Regions from separate parts of the Homo sapiens genome. Here regions 1 and 2 are each linked to region 3. The links are chromatin contacts, found by Hi-C or POLR2A ChIA-PET in ENCODE. All regions are on one chromosome and are shown on one strand. The core of a region is the stretch at or near the end of the contact, and the rest is flanking DNA. Distances in the headings are between cores, read along the strand shown.

Evidence for each region. A loop is a pair of places that touch in the nucleus more often than their neighbours do. ChIA-PET counts read pairs that join two places held with the same protein, here RNA polymerase II (POLR2A). Pooled maps may share reads with other maps.
Region 1: a loop to region 3 is called in a map of CD14-positive monocyte, with 5 times the contacts of the local background. The contact joins the promoter of VMAC here to the promoter of KHSRP in region 3. A Hi-C loop is called at or near these places in 3 of 168 maps with a recorded cell type or tissue (CD14-positive monocyte, ascending aorta and naive thymus-derived CD4-positive, alpha-beta T cell), 6 of 37 single-sample maps with no recorded cell type and 20 of 50 pooled maps. POLR2A ChIA-PET finds 5 or more read pairs at or near these places in 5 of 52 experiments (CD4-positive, alpha-beta T cell, H1, PC-3 and 2 more).
Region 2: a loop to region 3 is called in a pooled map, with 18 times the contacts of the local background. The contact joins the promoter of CATSPERD here to the promoter of KHSRP in region 3. A Hi-C loop is called at or near these places in 2 of 37 single-sample maps with no recorded cell type and 9 of 50 pooled maps. POLR2A ChIA-PET finds 5 or more read pairs at or near these places in 2 of 52 experiments (activated CD8-positive, alpha-beta memory T cell and activated naive CD4-positive, alpha-beta T cell).

Annotation. Positions count from the first base shown.
Region 1 is chr19:5,903,622-5,906,567 of GRCh38, forward strand. It overlaps VMAC (vimentin type intermediate filament associated coiled-coil protein), which reads left to right and starts at 1,251. Exons shown (of 2, transcript NM_001017921.4): 1 at 1,251-1,460. The coding sequence starts at 1,270. NDUFA11 (NADH:ubiquinone oxidoreductase subunit A11) reads right to left here and starts at 169. Exons shown (of 4, transcript NM_175614.5): 1 at 1-169. The coding sequence starts at 87. RefSeq lists enhancers at 1-247, 57-351, 925-1,044 and a silencer at 1,085-1,434.
Region 2 is chr19:5,719,287-5,722,190 of GRCh38, forward strand. CATSPERD (catsper channel auxiliary subunit delta) reads left to right here and starts at 1,351. Exons shown (of 22, transcript NM_152784.4): 1 at 1,351-1,522. The coding sequence starts at 1,452. LONP1 (lon peptidase 1, mitochondrial) reads right to left here and starts at 860. Exons shown (of 18, transcript NM_004793.4): 1 at 418-860. The coding sequence starts at 846. RefSeq lists silencers at 470-549, 680-729 and enhancers at 541-1,057, 1,010-1,109.
Region 3 is chr19:6,423,333-6,426,081 of GRCh38, forward strand. KHSRP (KH-type splicing regulatory protein) reads right to left here and starts at 1,479. Exons shown (of 19, transcript NM_001366299.1): 1 at 1,121-1,479. The coding sequence starts at 1,369. SLC25A41 (solute carrier family 25 member 41) reads right to left here. Exons shown (of 7, transcript NM_173637.4): 7 at 2,705-2,749. RefSeq lists an enhancer at 1,787-1,906.

The DNA of each region.
Region 1 (2,946 bases), core at 1-2,500, 520 kb before region 3:
GGCAATACTGGTGGTGCTGTAGGCTTTGCGGTGGCAATCGGTGCCATCGGGGATATCCCAGTACTGACGAAAAACCTTCGGCGCCATAGCCCGCAATCTCGATCCCGCACCACGGACCCCGCCAGCTCGGGAAGCGCAAGGGCAGCCGCGGCTGGCTATCGCGAGACTTCTCGGGCTGCGCGCGCAACCTTTCGGGCTAGCGGGCCGGCAACAAGTGAGCAACTTTATTGATAGGCGCGGACATGGACATGGATCGCGCGCACGCGCCGGGGACCGGCCTGGAGGAAGAGAGTAGCACGTGCATCCCCAGGCCGATTCCTAGAGGGTGAAACTGAGGACGACTGCGATCAGTGCAGACAGATTTCGCTAGTCCCAGCTCAGGGAGTCCTAGGTTAGGGACTACTAGAGGCGGGGACTATCTACTAGGGGAGGGGCCGGGCTCAGACTGGGACGGGCGGGACTCCAGTTGATAGGAGCAAGACATGACGAAACAATGACTGGGGGGCGGGGCATGGCGGGGATGTGGCCACACCCAGTGTCAGAATCTGCATAGCGAGTGGTCATGCCCTGTGGTCAGTCACCAAGCTGGAGTCTGAGCAGCGTGCTACTGTTTTGGGCCGTGGACAGGATCAGGGGCGGGGATTATCGGGAAAGTGACCAATGACAATACGAGAAGCTCAGCGGGACGTGGCCTCTGTTCACCCCGCGGCTGTCCCACGCCCTAGGCCGGATGAAGTACACAGGCGCTTGACTTGGGGGCGTGGCTAGAATTGGAGGCATAACCTAAAAGGGACTTGACCAATCTGAGACTGTATAAGGGATGAAGGGGCGAGGCCGTGCCTGGATCTACCCCTGACAGGCCACAGGTTCGGGGGGCGTGGTCAGGCTTGCTGTTTCGCGGAGTCCGGGCCAATCCTGGTGTTAGCTTCCAAGTAGGGAGGGGACAGTATCGAAGGTGTGACCAATCTTGTTTCCAGAGCCTGAGTTGCGCGAGCCGCCAAAGGATGTGGCCAGCCTGGGGGCGTGGCTGTCAAGATCTTGTCCAATCCTAGAGTGAGCCCAAACTCAGGGGCGGAGTTTCATGATCCCGGAACCGGTGGTAGTGTTTGGGTTTGAGGAGAGCACGACCCAGCCCTCTGGGGTGGGGTCTAGCGGGGTCAGCGACCAATCGCGCCGAGGTCTAGTGGGGCGGGGCCCTCCCGGGGGCGGGGCCTGTGCCAGTTCCGGGCCGCCTGGGGGCGTGGCCGGGCCTGTACAGCAGCCTGGGCCATGTCGGCGCCGCCGGCCCTGCAGATCCGGGAGGCAAACGCACACCTGGCAGCCGTGCACCGGCGCGCAGCGGAGCTGGAGGCGCGGCTGGACGCGGCGGAGCGCACGGTGCACGCCCAAGCCGAGCGCCTGGCCCTCCACGACCAGCAGCTGCGCGCCGCCCTAGACGAACTGGGTCGCGCCAAGGACCGGTGAGGCCCGGGGCCGGCCAGGTGGACTTCACCGAGGCGGTAGGCGGAGGCAGAGCCGAGGCTGGAAAGCGAGGAAGGGCAGGGGGAACCGTGTGCACTTGTATAGACGCTAGACTGAGTATCGGATTGATAAAAACACCAAAAAACTCGAATTAGTAATCAGTATGTAAAGTTGCGAGAAGTGACACAGGTGTGGACCTCTAACTTCAAACAGGCCCACTTTCCCACAGGTGCTGAGCGACGCAGGGACCACAGACCGCCCAGCGTAGGCATTGGGAGCCATAGCAGGCTCTTCAGCAGGGGAGGAGGGGATCATATCAGCATTTTAACTTTTAAAATTTATTATTATTTTTTTGAGACGGAGTTTCGCTCTTGTCGCCTAGGCTGGAGTGCAGTGGCGTGATCTCAGCTCACTGCAACCTCCACCTCCCAGATTCAAGCGATTCTCCTGCCTCAGCCTCCCGTGTAGCTGGGATTACAGGCGCCCGCCACCACGCCCGGTCGATTTTTTGTATTTCTAGTAGAGACTGGTTTTCGTCACGTTGTGCAGGCTGGTCTCTAACTCCTGACCTCAGGTGATCCGCCCGCCTCAGCCTCCTAAAAGTGCTGGGATTACAGGGGTGAGCCACCGCACCCGGCCTAAATTTATTATTTTTGAGGCAGGGCCTCACTCCTATGCCCAGGCTGGAGTGCACCTCGACCTCCGGAGCTCAGGTGATTCTCCCACCTCAGTCTCCCAAGCAGCTGGGACTACAGGCGTCCACCACCACGCATGGCTTATTTTTTGTATTTTTTTGTAGAGACAGTTTTGCCCTGTTGCCCAGTTTGGTCTTGAACTCCTGGGCTCAAGCAGTCCTCCCACCTCACCCTTCCAAAGTGCTGGGATTACAGGCTAAGCCACCATGCCTATCTATTATTTTTGAGAGAGGGTCTTGCTCTGTTGCCCAGGCTGGAATGCAGTGGTGCGATCTCGACTCACTGCAGTCTCACCCTCCCTCCTCAGCCTCTCAAGTAGCTGGGATTACAGGCGTGCGACAGCACACCTGGCTGATTTAAAAAAAAAAATCCTTTAGAAATGGGGTCAGACTATGTTGCCTAGGCTGGCCTTGAACTCCTGGGCTCAAGTGATCCTCCTGCCTCAGCCTCCCGAAGTGCTGGGATTATAGGCACGAGCCACCATGCTGGCCCATATCAGCATTGTTGAAGAGTCCCTCTGACAGCTGAGGATGAAAGAGATGAGACAGGCACCCAGGGAGGTGGGAGGAGCTGGGTCCCAGGTGGGAACTATTACTTCAGAGCTAATTGGACATATTCATTTTTACCGAGCACCTGCTCTGTGCCAGGCACTCATTCATTCGTCTTCATTGAGCACCTACTGTGTGTCAGGCATTCTGCTGAGTACTGGAGCACATCAGTAAGACTTAGCCTTGCCCATTGGGTATCCACAGTCCAGTGGAGAGACAGACATGTCACTGGGCAGTTACAT
Region 2 (2,904 bases), core at 101-2,600, 700 kb before region 3:
GTCTAAGAAAGGAATGAATTCTGATCCCAGTGAGGCTCGTAACCAGACGGCAGAGCGCCTGGGGCGAGGAGGTATTACAAAACTCGTGCCAAGTAAGGAGAAAACTAACAGCGCCGTAACACTACTCAGGTCCCTCCCGGCCCCGGATTTCTATGACCGGCGTTCTAAAGTGGATAATCCTAGGCTCATCGGGTTCAACTCCTCTCATCTAACGGATCCTAAGAAATCCGAAAGGGAGAGGACTTTGGCTCAAGGTTCCCAAGCTAGTGGTGAGCAGACAAGGATTCGAACTGCACCCTTCGAGAAACTTCATGTCTGAAAAAGTTGCGAAACACAAGGGCGCTCAAGTGATCCCACGGTTCAGCCCGCTGCTTGCACAGGTGGGAAACCTGAGGCCGAGGCGGGGACTCCCATTACCTCGATAATCTTGATAAAGCGCGGGAACACCGGGTTGCGGGTGATGGCGATGAGCGGCAGGTGCGGAAACACATCGGGGATCGTCATGGGCGTGAGCGCCGTTATGACCGGGCCTTCCCCGGCGCCCGCGCTGCCCCCCGCGCCGCCGGCTCCTTCCTCCGCGCCGCCCTCGGAGGCGTCCTCGCCCCCCGAGAATGCGCCTCCGCCGCGGCTGCTCGCTTCCCAAAACCCCCGCCATTGGCCCCCAATTGCCGGGCCTCGGCCCCACAGTGCCCAAGGAGGAGAGGCGTCGCAGGTCCGCTGGCCTCGGAGCAACCACGCTCCTGCTGCAGTGGGAACCCGCCCCCCGGCGGCGGCCAGCATCGGCCGCCGCAGCACCCAGCACCGCGCCGCTCCCCACAGTCGCACGTAGCCAGTGCTCGCCGCCATAGCCCGGCCATACTGGCGGCTCACACAACTCGCGTCATTTCCGCTCGCCGCGAAACGCACGTGACGCCCGGCGCGTGCCTCGGTACCCGATGGGCGCGTGGCTCGAAACAGCCGCTTCAGGGAGCTGGGCCTACGCGGAGAAGAGGGGGCGGAGTTCGAGCATCGGATCGTCTCCGCCTCTTCCGGTCTCCCACTTTATGCGCTGAAGGCCTTTTCCGGTCACGTGGAAGGCTGTGAGCAGGCGCCAGCGCCCGTACAAAACACTGGTAGTGTTGCAAACGCAACGTTTAGGAACTCATGAGCAGCCTGTGCACATGCTTAGGCGCGCGGACAACATGCGCATGCTCAGACTCTAGACTGGCCACGGGTGGCCGGGTGCGCATACTCAGGCTCTGAGCGCACTTTGGGGTGCGCGGATTCGGGCTTCCCGGGATTCGTCTGCGCATGCTCAAGATTCAGGCGGAGCGCCGGGCTGCAGTGCGCGGAGGCCCGCTCCCGGGACTCATTGATGCGCATGCGCAGGGCTTCAGCCTGCACGTACTCGGATTGTGCAGCGACTCCCCGTGGCGGTTGAGGGGCAGTGGTGGCGGCGGAAGCCCAAGTCGATGCTGATGTTGATGCTGGTGGCGGCTGTGACCATGTGGCTCCGACCGCTGGTCACAGCTCAGCTCTGTCGGTGGGGCTGCCAGGACTCCTGGGGCTGGGGTGCTGCCGGGGGTCGGGAGGGTGCTGGTTCATCTTGGAGCCGAGGCCTGCTCCCCAACCTCACTGAGGCTCCCCTTTTACTCTTTTTAGGAATCGAACTTGACGCCTCGCTCACCCTACTCCACCCCATCCTCCCAGCCCGATATTAAGCTCTCCTACCTCTTTTTTTTTTTTTTTTTGAGACGGAGTCTCGCTCTGTCGCCCAGGCTGCAGTGCAGTGGCGCGATCTCGGCTCACTGCAAGCTCCGCCTCCCGGATTCACGCCATTCTCCTGCCTCAGCCTCCTGAGTAGCTGGGACTACAGGCGCCTGCCACCACGCCCGGCTAATTTTTTTTTGTATTTTTAGTAAAGACGGGGGTTTCACCGTATTAGCCAGGATGGTCCCGATCTCCTGACCTCGTGACCCGCCTGCCTCGGCCTCCCAAAGTGCTGGGATTACAGGCGTGAGCCACCACGCCGGGCCTAGCCCTCCCACTTCTTTTTCTTTTTGGAGCCGGAGTTTTTGCTCTGTTTCCCAGGGTGGAGTGCAGTGGCGCGATCTCTGCTCACTGCAACCCCCGCCTCCCAAAGTGCTGGGATTGCAGGCGTGAGCCACCGCGCCCAGCCTTACCCAGCACATTTTGAAATTTCAGTAAATGTTAGGTTAGTGCATACTCCAACCTGCCATGGGGACCAGTTGCTGAAACTCCGTTCCTGCCCTCAGGGAACTCCCATCTGGACTAAACTGTCACATTCAGTAGGGACCTGTGAGCTGTATTCTTAGGGTGTATGGCCTCATTTGATGTTTACAGGAAGATTCATAATGATTCCTTAACCTTATTTTATTTTATTTATTATTATTTTTTGTACAGATGGGGTCTCACTGGCTGGGTGCAGTGGCTCACGCCTGTAATCCCAACACTTTGAGAGGTAGAGGTGGGCAGATCACTCACTTGAGGTCAAGAGTTCCAGACCAGCCTGGCCAACATGATGAAACCTCGTCTCTACTAAAAATACAAAAATTAGCCAGGCTTGGTGGCAGGTGCCTGTAATCCCAGCTACTTGGGAGGCTGAGGCAGAAAAATCGCTTGAATTCAGGAGGTGGAGGTTGCAGTGAGCTGAGATCGCACTCCAGCCTGGGTGACAAAGGGAGACTCTGTCTCAAAGGAAAAAAAAAAAAAAAGAGATGGGGTCTCACTGTTTTGCCCAGGCTGGTCTTGAACTCCTAGGCTCCAGTGATCCTCCTGCCTCAGCCTCCCAAAGTGTTGGGATTACAGGCATGAGCCACCCATGCCCAGCCATACCCTTATTTTATTTTTTTGAGATGGAGTCTTGTTCTCGTCGCCCAGGCTGGAGTACAATGTCACGGTCTC
Region 3 (2,749 bases), core at 229-2,728:
GACACGTGAAGAGCAACTTTAAAGAAACCTCAACCCAGCAAACTTAGGATCAGAGTCTGGGGTTTAGAAACCCAAACCATGTTAAGAATCTCCCTTTCCACCAGTCTCCATTTTTCTACGCTGCCCTAGAGCCAAAACTCATGGGATGCCCACAGGGGGCCTGTCCCCACCAACTGACAGCACCAGCTTCCTCCCTTCAAGCTGTCCCAGAATCAGACGGTTCCATGGGCAATAAGACCAAATGCACGCTAGAACCCACCCAACTCCAAGGGTGAGAGAGACGACAGAGGGCCAGAACACAGGCGTTCACTTAACGGGACCTCCCACCTTGGGAGGAGCCAGTCTCTAGCCCCGGAGGCATTGGGACAGCCCAGGAGCCGGTCGGCGGCAAAGTCCTCCCATTCTACCGACCCCCACCCCTCCAGGCCATGGGGAGGCTGCAAATGGAGCTGGAGAGGTCAGTCCTAGCAGCATGTGACACTTCCTTGTCATTACGCCTCAATACACGGGGGTGGGAGACCCTCCCTTCTTTCCCCCAAAGAGACAGACCACGCTTTCAAGCCACCAAAGCATCCAAGAGCCAGTCCCCATGCTCGTCTTCCCCATTTCGCCCAAGTGCTCAGCCCTAGACAGGTCCCCATCCACTTTCCCGACTGAAGAGGAAGGACTGTCCCTCCCACCCCCACAATGTCCCTTTCTCCTAGAGAGGGGACAGAAATGGGACTGGGTTGGGGGCAAACACTGCCCTTTGCCCTGATATGGAGGGGAGAGTAAAGGCCCTCCGCCCGGGAAGGTGGACCCCTGCCTCCAGGCATGTCCTAAGGCCGGGGGGCTAAGGGGGGGGTCCCAAAAGTGCGTCTCCGAGCTCCGGGGCGCCTGCACACCCAGGCGCCGCTCCTGGTGACCCCCAGTGCGCCCCTACTCCCTGCAGGGGGGTCACCCGTTGGGATCCCACTCGAGGCGCAGCGGGAGGGCCAGGCCCCCGCCTACCGCCCACGTGACCCCGCGACGGCCCCGGCCCCCCTCCGCGACCCTGCGCGCGCGCGCGCACGTGACCCCCGCCCCCTCCCCCGCCTGCGCGCGCGCGCGAGCGCGCCCCTCAGGCCCTCGGCCTCCTCACCTGGCGGGCCCGCTGCACGGCGTCGGCGAAAGCGTCCTTGCGGATTCCCGGGCCGCCTCCGCCGGGTGGCTGAGAGGGGCCCCCGGCCGACCCCCCGCCCGGGCCGCCGCCGCCGGGACCGCCGCCGCCCCGGTCCCCCGCGCCTGGCGGGCCCGGCGGAGGGCCTCCCCCGGCGCCTCCGGCTCCCCCGCCCCCGCCGGCGGGCGGCGGCGGCCCGGGCGGGGGTCCTCCCGTGCTGTAGTCCGACATGGCGCGGCGGGGCCGGGCCTGGCGCGGAGGCTGAAGCTGAGGAGGCGGCGGCGGCGGCGGCGGCTCAACGCGGGAACAAGGCCTCGCTCCACACGGCCGCGGAGCACTCTGGGAACCCAGCCGCTGGGAGGACGACGAGGGGGGAGAGAGTCGCCCCTCCCGCCGCCGACGTGACGGACGACTCCGGCGGGCCAATGGGAGGCAGCCGCCGCACCCCGGACACCAATCGCGAGCTCTGTAGGAGGTGGCCAATCGGAGTGCAATGAGGGGCAGTGGGCGGGAGGCTCAGAGTGACTGACAGCTCTCAGAGGCAATAGCTGCGAGCTGCCCGTGCTGGGCGGGCAAATGAAGGAGATCTGAGAAGGCAGGAGGCCCAATGAAACGCGAGTGCCAGATTCGCGGGGCGGCTTCAGAATTAGATTGACGGTTCTGAAGAGTCACGTGGACTGTAAGGCCGGGCCTAGTGGAAGACTCCTATGGACCGGCTGGGTGGGCGTTAGGTTTGATAGTCGTGGACACAAGCCAATGAATGCACGTGAGAGGTGGTGCTTGTAAAGATGGGCAGCCAATTAATCCAATTCCTGACGAGTTCTGGGTGATGAGGTTGGCTTTGGACTTTAATTGCTTCCCTTGTTAACCAGAATCCTTTTCTATCCCTGACTTCTAAGCCAATGGCTGAGCGACATGGGTGGGTGTTCGGTGACTGACACTGGTCTGGACAAATGGGAATGAAGGAAATCAAAGCGCCCACTTTTGGTGGGAGCCAGTGGAAGCGCCGCTGCATTGGGGCGGAGTCGGCCACCAGACAGCGAGGGGATTAGCGGGAACTGTAGTGAATGGCAGCCGACGTGGGCGGTGGCAATCGGCTGCCCGAACTCAGGCCTGATGTCTGGGTTAGCTCACCGGCAGCCTGGTTGGGTAGGCCCGGCACGTGGCCCGCTTGAAGCCTTAGAGATCGAGCGCTTCCGGAGGTGGGGAGGCCGGAAAGCAGGAAACTCGGGATCCCCCGGGCCTTCTTCTCTCTCGACCCCCCATCTAGAGCGTCCAGTTCTCTTGCAGGACTCAAGGAACCAGCCCCACTCACGAGTCCAGAACCGTTCCAACAACCGGGATCGAGGGATCACAGCCTCGATCACACCCCTCACTTCACACCCCTCACTCCCTTCGCCTAAGGCCCTGGGATCCAAGCCTCAAGCTCCTATCCTAGGTCCTCACTTCCTCTCCTGGACACAAATTCCCATTCAGGACCCAGAGGCCCAAGGTCCCCAGCTCCCCTACTGGGTCCAGGGATCTCATGCACCCAGTTCCACTCCTAGGCCCAAGTATCCAGACACGTTCAGCAAAAACCATCTCTTTATTCCTTGTTGTGTGACATGTTCA